Regions from separate parts of the Mus musculus genome. Here region 1 is linked to region 2. Evidence: chromatin loops called from intact Hi-C (ENCODE). Cell type or tissue: left cerebral cortex. All regions are shown on one strand.

Evidence for each region. Hi-C counts contacts between places; a loop is a spot of excess contacts. Peaks named below come from ENCODE experiments on the same cell type or tissue, not always from the same donor. Only the 100,000 strongest peaks of a DNase experiment are listed, where the experiment ranks them.
Region 1: it touches region 2 in a loop (2.2-fold over the local background); 2 of 42 quality-filtered maps call a loop at or near these places.

Annotation. Positions count from the first base shown.
Region 1 is chr12:36,184,008-36,189,007 of GRCm38, forward strand. It overlaps Ankmy2 (ankyrin repeat and MYND domain containing 2), which reads left to right. Exons shown (of 10, transcript NM_146033.3): 6 at 2,719-2,933; 7 at 3,643-3,778. Among named protein-coding and RNA genes, the nearest start is that of Ankmy2, 29 kb to the left of the region's middle. In left cerebral cortex, a CTCF peak has its summit at 2,748 (motif pointing left); DNase peaks (open chromatin) are centred at 2,656 and 3,904.
Region 2 is chr12:36,109,732-36,114,731 of GRCm38, forward strand. Bzw2 (basic leucine zipper and W2 domains 2) reads right to left here. Exons shown (of 12, transcript NM_025840.3): 7 at 4,237-4,346; 8 at 1-144. Among named protein-coding and RNA genes, the nearest start is that of Bzw2, 45 kb to the right of the region's middle. In left cerebral cortex, a CTCF peak has its summit at 2,936 (motif pointing right); DNase peaks (open chromatin) are centred at 917, 1,583 and 2,538; H3K27ac peaks cover 1,703 bases.

The DNA of each region.
Region 1 (5,000 bases), 74 kb after region 2:
CGGGTAGTTCACCTGAAGCTCTTTCTTTCTGCTATACTTTGGATACAAAAGCAGCAACACTGCTTTTGTTGTGGTGGCCTACTTCACTGCTGCTCACCGATCTGTAAGCTGTCACACATCTTCAGAAGGTTGTAAAGGGGAGCAGAAACCCCGTCTTTTAAAAGAAAGCACAGAACTTCTCCCCAGGCACAGCTCACTGTTTCACTGCTTTTGTGCCTAAAATGGCTGCCTTTGCATCTAGGTTACGTGGCTGCTATAGTGATGCGTTTGTTTTCAAAAGGGATTTGGGGAGTTGTGGGGATGCCCAGATGAATCTAGGAGAAAAACAAAATCTCAGGCAAAAATCACAATAGCCTCTGAGAAAGGCCTCCGAGGGAGGAGCAGGCCGGTGCACACCTGGCCGTCCAGTCTTTCAAGCCCAGGAGTGTCGACTTACCACTTTAAAAAAAAAATAGTGGACAGAGGGAAAACAATTATAATGCTACTGCAGAGGCATGGCCTTTGCTAGCCGTGCTTGGAGAAAGAAGATTCACCTTGATTTTATGCTAAAAGGAACACACATACGTCTCTTGGCAGTGCATAATGAAGATTTCCTTTGTCCCCTTTTATAATGCTGCAGATATGAAGAGAGCTAATGAGAATATTCCCTTGTGAAGAGCACAGGAATATTTCAGGAGCTCCTATTTATTGATCATCGCCCTCATAAATCTTTCCTTCGATTTGTAGAAAAACCAAAGCCTAGCATCTCAAATTTCCTTAAGATATTAATATAGGCTTTGTTTTAGATTTTTACAAAGAAGTTCGCTTGTACGTTTGAGTCCATACCCTTATGATGTGAGACCATATATAAAATATTGAGCAGTTTTAAGTGAATATAATTAGCAGATGTATTAATGGGTCCTCTACATCACAAATTAATTTTTTTCTACAAATTGTTTTTTAAAAAAATATTCATTTTATGTCATGTTGGGTACCTGAGGGCATCGAGTTCACTGCTCAGGTACAAAGCCCTGGCAAGTAGAAGAGTCAATAGACCCCAGAACTGGAGTTTACAGGTAGCTGTGAGCTGCCGTGGGAGTCCTGGGAACTAAACCTGGTCCTCTGCAAGAGCAGTAACTCTCGTAACTGCTGAGCCTGTGTCTATATCGTTACACCACATGTGTACCCAGTACCTGTGGAAGCAAGAAGGGACATCTGAACCTCTGAACTGGAATTTTGTCTGCTTTTGAGCAGCCGTATGGGTGCTAGATCCTCTGAAAGAGCAGCCACTGCTCTTAAACTGAGCAGCCACTGCTCTTAACCACTGAGCTGCCCATCTCTCCCGCTCCCACAGATTAATTTCTTTTACATTTGTTTTGGTGGAGAGGGTAATCAGCAAATTTATTAATAAGGAATCAGTTTTAGTTACTTCCTGAAGCCGGATAATTTCTTATAAAGTACTGTGGTCTTAAGAAAGTATTTCGTTATATAAAAAATAATTTAGTAGTGTCAAAGGTCATGTTTCATTGTCCTTGAAGCTCTGTGAGATTTCCAGGAAGGCTGGACCTGGGTATTATATCAACTCACAGATGATTTCTCTTCATGCATGTCTGAAGAGAATGCAGTTCACAAAGTCTCCTCCCTGACCGTGGTTGTCTCTGGCACAGGGACTGAGCTGAAGCACACAGGTTAGCGAGTACTGTCTGCTGCCCACCATCTGGCCACTGCACACAGGTTCTCATCCTTATTGTCACCAGCAAACTGTATGGTGGTCACCTGCAGACTAACTTCAAATAATGTACCCCATAGAAGAGGTCATAGAAGCACTCCTTATTAGAGTAAATTTGAGCTGAATTAGTACATAAATAGAAGATGTAGGACTCATAATTTGTGAGATTGGATAGCTTTCTACTAGTCTCCCTTTCAAAGCTGTTTATGGTTTTCATTTTAACATAATTGCATTGTTGGGCATGACTGGGATAATCTTAAGGAAAAATTTCACAAAGAAATGGAGTTAACTGGAAAGTAAAAGCCCTTATTTTTTCTAGTCTTCTTTCTGGAGACTAGAATTAAAATTTTCTTAAAATTAATAAGAATTTGAGGACTGGGGATCTAACAGTAACAGAATGCTTGCTTAGCATTGAGAAGCCTAGGGTTCACTTTCTAGCACCCCATAAACACATGCACATCTGTTATCCCAGCACTTGGGCTATGGGGACAGCAGGATCAGGAATTCAGAGGCATCCTTACATAACAAGTTCAAGGCCAGTCTGAGATACATGAAAACCTGTCTTCAAAAACCCAAAGAGCAAAGAAGGAAGAAGAGGAAGTAGGGAGAACTGTAGTTTTCCTAGCTATGGGATTATTGAGTTTAGTAATATTAACTAAGAGTCGTTGATCGCTTGGTGATACTGTCCTGTGTGTAGTGAACAGTTTTGCAGGTACACTGTGTAAGCATTCATAAAAGTGCTTGTCAGAGACAGTAGCGCACTGTGCTCTGGGAGGCATGCTAGCACCTTAGTATAGGCAGATGACAGAATCCGTTTTAACTTTAATGTCAAGAGATTCCCTAATGTTAGCTTTATAACATGGAGCAGTAGCAAACTGCCTTCTGACTTGAGTTATGCCATACCCGTGATTCTAAGAATAACCTGGACAGCCTGGATACCGGCTGCACCGACTACCTCTCGGAGAGGTCTTTGGTGGGATCTCAGTGTTCGATGGCATTTCTTCTTCTAGATCGTGATGCTTGTGAGTGAGAACCCTCTGCTGGCAGACGCAGCTGCTCTCGGTAAATGCTACAGGGTGATGGATTTGATCTGTGAGAAATGCATGAAACAGAGAGACATGAATGAAGTGTTGGCTATGAAAATGCACTACATCAGCTGCATCTTTCAGAAATGCATTACCTTCCTCAAAGAAGGAGAGAATAAGCTGGACACCCTGATCAGAAGGTACGGCTTCTGCCATGGCATGCAGAAAGATGCTCAAGATGCCTTATCGGAAGCCCCATGACACGTGCGAGAATTAACACTATAGCGGCGCCAGTCTCTGTTGGAGTCACGTTTAGTCTCCCAGAACAAGGGACAATATTAGACTCTGACCAAGTTTTAGTCATTTCCGTTGTTGTTTTTACTGATTTACTGTGACATTATACATAAGACCACACAGCTAGAAAATCGTCCAAGCTTAAGTGTACAGTAAAGTAGGCTGCTGTACCGGGCACTTCCTGTGTCTGTCACCACACTTGCTAGAGCTGTGTGTGACCTTTGCCTTCGGCTGGATTCCTACTGGTACTTCCTGTATTGTTACCACTCCTGACAGAGCTGTGTATGACCTTTGTCCACTCACCATAGGGATCTCACTGATGCACAGCTTTACCAAGGAAAAGGAACTGAGTCACGAGTGAGTGGCTCGCTGAGAGCTTCCATTCTTCCTACAAATGGCTGACTAGGTCATCAGTAGCTAGCTGGCCAGAGGACAGCACTCAGGCCTTTGAGGGCTTGTGCTAATCAGTATGGTCTGAGTAACAATTTAGTTTGAGTCCATCCTTGAGATTGGAGGAGACACCATTTTAACAGGAAACTATTAAAAGCTTTTGGGTCCCAAGGAGGGAACTGCTCTAATGTCACAATTTGAACTGTTTAAAAAAATGTCTTTCAGCTTGTTGAAAGGCCGAGCGTCTGATGGCTTCCCGGTGTATCAGGAAAAGATCATCAGAGAAAGCATCCGGAAGTTTCCATACTGTGAAGCCACACTCCTACAGCAGCTGGTGCGAAGCATCGCTCCAGTTGAAATTGTAAGGCTCCTCTTTTGCTAGGTTAAATGTCCAGTGAGCCCAGACCACTGCATGCTGTGTTGCTAGGGACAAGTTCTCCTTACCATTCAGGGAATTTTTAGAAACCAAACGGTATTTTTCTACATAGGAAAGTTGTAAGTTATAAAGGGAGCGGGCCTGTGAATATCTTTGTGAAAGCTAAGCTGGTTGGATGCCTGTCTACTGAAGGATGGTGACACACGTGTGTGCGTTGGTGGAAGAATTACTGGTGGAAATTCCCAGAGTAGGTGGAGGCATAGATTGGTAGTCTAGGGTGCCAGGGTTAGGGCAATGGGCCACAGCTGAACTAGCCAATAGAAGGCTGGCCGTGATTCCTGATAACAATCTCAAAGTGTGTCCCTGCTGCTTATATGTAATTTTAGTGCCTCTAATTAGAAATGTTCCAACTTAAAAAAAAAAAAATCCCCTATAGCCGAGTTGTAGGAAGTAAATTTTACTGTTGCTTTAAATCACTTGCTACCTCTCTGTCATGTGATCAAGGGCTGTTTTGTGAGACACTTTATGCTTTCCTCATCTTTGAAGAGTTTTCTGTTCGCCTTCGTCACACTGATTCATGCTTTTATGAGCCTTTCAACCAAATCCTGTATCAGCCTTTTCCCCAGAACATAGCTTCCTCTGTCCCTCTGGCAATTTGGTTCCCTTCTCTGTCCCTACTGAAGGCTGTGCTGTCACCCTCAGTGTGGAGAAAAATCAAGACAGAAGTGAGTTCCAGGTACTCCCAGCAAAGTGCTTCCCCTCAGTACTTGGTTCGCAAGCTTCCGCTCCTTTCACATAGCAGCCTTCGCTTTTAAGTACGGTTGGCTATTTTCCAATTAAGCTTTTAGAAGATTAGGGAGCAAATCATGAGGATGAATTATGATGGATATACCAGGCCTGGCCAATAGAGTGAAAACAGTAAGACTCACAGACACATAGAGGGCAGAACACAACTCTGAGCAGTTGCTTTTTTGCTCCAGCACTGGATTCAAGGTCTGAACTCGGGTCTTCAGGCTTGCACCCTCTGTGGCATTAACAAAGCTCGTTTGTGTGCACAGACTTCCTGTAGGACAAATGCTCATCTCAGGCAGGCAGATAGAGCAAAGACTCTATCCTGAATGGGGACAATGCTCTCCACATAGTCGACACTTAAATCTGTATCACACGGCCACTCTGAGCTGCGCATGTGTCCCGTGGAATAAAGGTT
Region 2 (5,000 bases):
TCGCTCTTGCAGCTCCTTCTGCAGTTCTTTCCTGGTGCCCAGCGACTGCTGGACTCGGAGAAAGTCCGACAGCTCCTTCAGCCCCGCGTCAGTGAAGTACTTAGCGAAATGATCCACACTCTGTCTGTTCACTGGGAAGAGTTCCTGAAGGAGAAAAGGAGGTTTGTAAGCTACAGGCTATTCAAATTAGGATGGGATTCTCATACTAAAGCCACTTGTGACATCGCTCATTCAGCTGAGGAGGACTGAAGTGTTCCTATACAGTCACGGAGGTGAGCATCTTTTAAAATAAAGTATTGAGCAACATAGACAAACTTGCTTTGTTCACCGTACCCACCCATCTCTTTTTCTTTGCTTTAATCAACAATGGCACAGGACTAAATTCACCTGACCACATGAATATGATAAAAACTCTGAACAGTATTTAAATTGTTTTTAAAGTGAGAGGAAGGAAACTGAAACCGTTTGCACTGCTTCCTTCGTTGAGTTAACAAGGCTCTTTCTGTAAAGCTGAAATGATTGGAAACACTAGAAAAAAAAACAAAAACAAAAACAAAAACAAAAAAACCAAACCGCTCCTCCCCAGGGACCTCCACTCATCACAAGTAAATGCTGCAGCCAAGGATACAGTAAAGGAGCCATGGTGGACTTTGCTATCTATTCTCCACTAATGATGGTGGCTCTCAATTAAGGTCTGGGCAAGACCTATTCTAAACTTAACTCATCGACTGCTCAGCTTACCACATTATTCTGATGGTGTGGTTTGTTTGTTTTTGGTTTTGGTAAAACAACAATAAAAAGAGCAGAACACCATAGCTGCTTTGATATCTTCATCACGTCATCTTCCCCTACGCAGCCTGGCACCTTCTCATAACCGTCTAATCCTGTGTGAATTCAGCAGCTAACTATGAAATGCAGGCAATTCACAGAGCTCTCACATTCTCCCGACTGCTGGCAAGTCTAAAAACTGGGCACAAACTTTACATTGGTTAGATCTGCCTGTGTGTTGCCAAAGGCTCCATATCTCCAACTCAGTACAAAGAGCTGTCATGGGGGCTGCCACTGAGGAGAGGGGCAGAGCAGAGGCTGCTTGGCCAGGACTTAAACCTCAGCCTTCCCCTATTTCACCCCCAAATTTCCCTTGACTCATATATTTTTATGTCAGAACAGAGTCAGTGGGAGAATCTATCAAATGCGCATGCATATCAAAATACCACTTCCCACCACACTGAAACTTCACCGTTAATATTTACAGTATCATTGTGTTAGTGTTTACAGTTCCATCCAAGACATTTCAGATTTAGTGGAAGGGGCCAATTTCATTTTATGGAGTGGTCCCTCCCCTCCCAGAGAATCAACTGAATTGGGATTTCCTTTAGACTGTTTAAAATAAGCAAGTGTTTCTAGAAACAAAAGCGCTCTTGCTCTCTCTCTCTCTCTTGTCATTTCTCTATATCTAACAAGTGTGTTTATATATGTGCAGTTTGTAGGACCCACTTGTGTGAGCTCTCAGAGGACAGCCTGTGGAAATCTGGTCTTTCCATATGTGGGTCCTGAGGAATCAGTTCTCAGGCTCGGCAGCAGGCACTCCTACTCATGTATCCATATTGCCAGGCAGGCCTGAAGTAGACATGCATCAATAAATTTAACAGCTGATGTGGCTGATACAGCTAGAAATACTTCAGGACAGTGCCATTGGCACTAAGGTCAGTCAACATTGGCTCCATAGCTCAGTATAACCACGGAACGCTCTTTGTCAGGAAGACGTGACTGCAAAATGGGATTTGATGTTATGTTCAAGTGCATGCCAATCATACTGTTCCCATACAGTTCATTTATGAAGATGTCGTTTTAGGATACACAGCCTCATCGCATAGGCCTTCCTTACTACCAAAAAGTCTGTATTAATTATTATTCTGCCTGATCTGGTTTCCTGTAGCTTTTGTCTAGGTAATTTTCTCTCTACAGTGTTTCACCTTGACTTTCCCCTTTGTTTTTGATTTTGAGATCGAGTCTCATGAAGGTAGCTTTGATCTGGCAATATACTAGAAGACTAGCTTCAAACTCATGGTAATCCTCTAGCCTCAGCCCCCCAGTGTTAGGATTACAGACAAGTACCACAATAACCCCAAATTCACCATTAAAAACAAACCTGCACTCGCTATCTCTGTGTTGCCCATTCCCTTGAAGTCAATGCTACTTCATAAAAGCCAGGGTCTATTTGCTTTCTTTCAATTATCCCCATTCCCAGAAATTCGTGGCACACAATGTGCCAATACCATACTCAATGAATAAATAAAAGACCAACTTCTCCTTTTTCTAGGGATTCGAAATAGTTTCTTCCATCCCCTCTCCCCTTGAGCTATACAATTTTTTCCTTCATCTGTAACAGTGCTGAGTAATAGCTAACATCACTATTTTTGTGAACAGTTACATAAAACTTAGCTGCATATCTTCATGAAACAAAAAATGACTCCCTTGAGAATATAACAGATGCCAAGTGTCTCATGGGTTGAGTCAGGAAATCTCAGGCACCTCCTGTACTTGTTCGCCACAAGCAGCCTCTCCTCTCCCCACTGATGTTGGAAGCTCTTGGGAGAAACAGAATCTACGCGTCTCTTTCCCACAGCATGCAGATCTAGTAAGTTCAGTTAAATGACATGTGTTTTCAAGACAGATGCACTTTTATATCCAGTGACCTAATTAACCAACCTGTAGCTAGTTAAGAAACCAGACTTTGAGTCTTTTGTGGCAAGTTGTGATAGATTCTATCTTTGTTCCCAATCGCCAACTTCCTCTCCGTCAAAGTGGATCAACAGAACCCCTCCCTCAGTGCTGCAGACAGAGGCTAAATGTCCTACTCTATTTTCCAGACTTGCCAGTGACTTTTTCTCCTAATTTTTATTTTAAATGGTATTTATGCACACGTGTCAGAGTGTAGATATATGCACATGAGACCAGAAGAGGGCGTTGGAGCCTCTGGAGATGGAATTACAGGTGGCTGTGAACTGCCTCTTCCTGACATGACTGCTGGACCCTTTGCAAGAACAGTAGGTACTCTTAACCACTGAGCTGCGTCTCTACCGGGGCCAATTGCAGGTAGGTTTTTAATGTGACTGAGGGCTTCAGTTTGTGACCTGTGTTTCTGTCCTATGCCATGCAGACACAATGTCCTAAATGGGAGATCCTTCAGTCTTGTTCCTGAGATGAAAAGACACGTGGAACCCAGCTGTGACTAGACAAGATATAGCTAATTCATGGACAACTCACAGGCTCGTCAAAAATGCTATGGTGGGTCTGGCAGGAAGGCTCGCTGGGTAAATAGGCAAAGCCCACTAATCTGAGTTTGATCCCTATAACAACACAGTAGAAGAAAAAATTCCTACAAGTTGTCCTGACCTCTGTATGTACATCAGGGAATGCATGACCCCTGCCCACTAAAGAAAGGTATAATATAATTCCTACTCAATATCACAAGGATCTTATTTGTTGAGAATGAGTTTTTTTTTAAAAATACATTAGTTTTTAAACATATAGTTAAAAAAAAACCTTTAGTTTTGCAAATAGTTATTTGATACTAAAGAAAGTGTTAGTTTGTTTTATTACTCTGGGGATTGCAACCGGGATGGCTTTGAGTGTGTCAGGCAAGCCCAATACCACTGAAATACCACTACAGCCATCAGGAAAAAGCTTTACTGTTGATAAAATATTAATACCATGTCAACAATCTTCCAAACTTGAGTGTTGATATCTCTTGTAATTTTGTAAAAGTGGCTATGACCACGCATATGAGAGAAAGAAACTTTAAGAGAAGGGTTTAATTTGGCTCACAGTTGGGAGATGGTGTTGGTGGGAGTGGTTTGGTTCACAGAGCCAATCAGGAAGCAGAGAAAGGGCATGTCAACATCAACTGCTTCTCTCCTTTCCCCTCTTTACTCCATGCAGTTCGCTACCTCACAAGATGGTCCTAGCATTATACAGCCTCAACCCTCCCCAGGTAATCCTCTCTAGAAAAGTCTTCCTGCATTCCCAGAAGTGTTCCTTATGGTTGGCCTAGAGGGTACTTCATTTATTTAAAATATATTAGAGGGTATATAAGACTAAAATAGAATTTGTTTCTCTATGATAATAAGAAATAAAAGGAACACACTCCAGTTCAGCAGAGACCCTGGTATGTCACTGACATGACACCACCCTGACACCAGTCACCACAAGCTTGATGCAAAAAACACTTACAAGCAGCCTCTTGTCTAAGTTGGCTTTTCTCAGTGAAGAGGTAACAGAATTGGCATCTTTCTCTGCCATCCAGGCTTTGAAAAGCTTGACAGCGAATGAGGCTGCGATGCCTGTTAAAAGAAAGTGAGAATGTCATTCCTGGGTACCAGAGACCACCTGTGAGGATGCACACTTCTCACAGGCTTCCAGAAATGGGTAAGAGCTAAAGGATTTGATCCCGGGAGACAGGGAAAGGTAGACAGACCTACATGCACAGCTCTCTATTCATACAAAAAATAAGTCTTCATGAGCAAGAACCCAGGAATGGTGGCTCATGCCCTTGATGCCAGCAACAGGAAGTGGAGGCAGGAGCATTGCTGTAAGAGGCAGAACAACTGGATCTACACAGTAAGTGTAAGGACAGGCAGGGCTACATGGTGATATTCCACTTACAAAAACAAAAACAAAGAAATATCAATGACAATAAACTCAACAATGAAAATAGTCTTTAGCCAGGCAGTGGTGATGCATGCCTTTAATCCCAGTACTTTCTCTTCAGTTCAAGGCCAGCTTTGTCTACAGAGCAAGCTCCAGGACAAGCAGAACTACACTGAGAAACTCTATCGGGAAAACAACAAAACTATTTTCCCAGCAAGAGTACTGATTCCAGTCTGGTATAACTTAGTTATTCAAGTGCTTAATTCATTTCTTCATATTTACTAAATGTGTGCATGTGTGTATAGAAGCCAGAGGTCAACACTGAGTTCCCCAGAAGCCCTCATCTT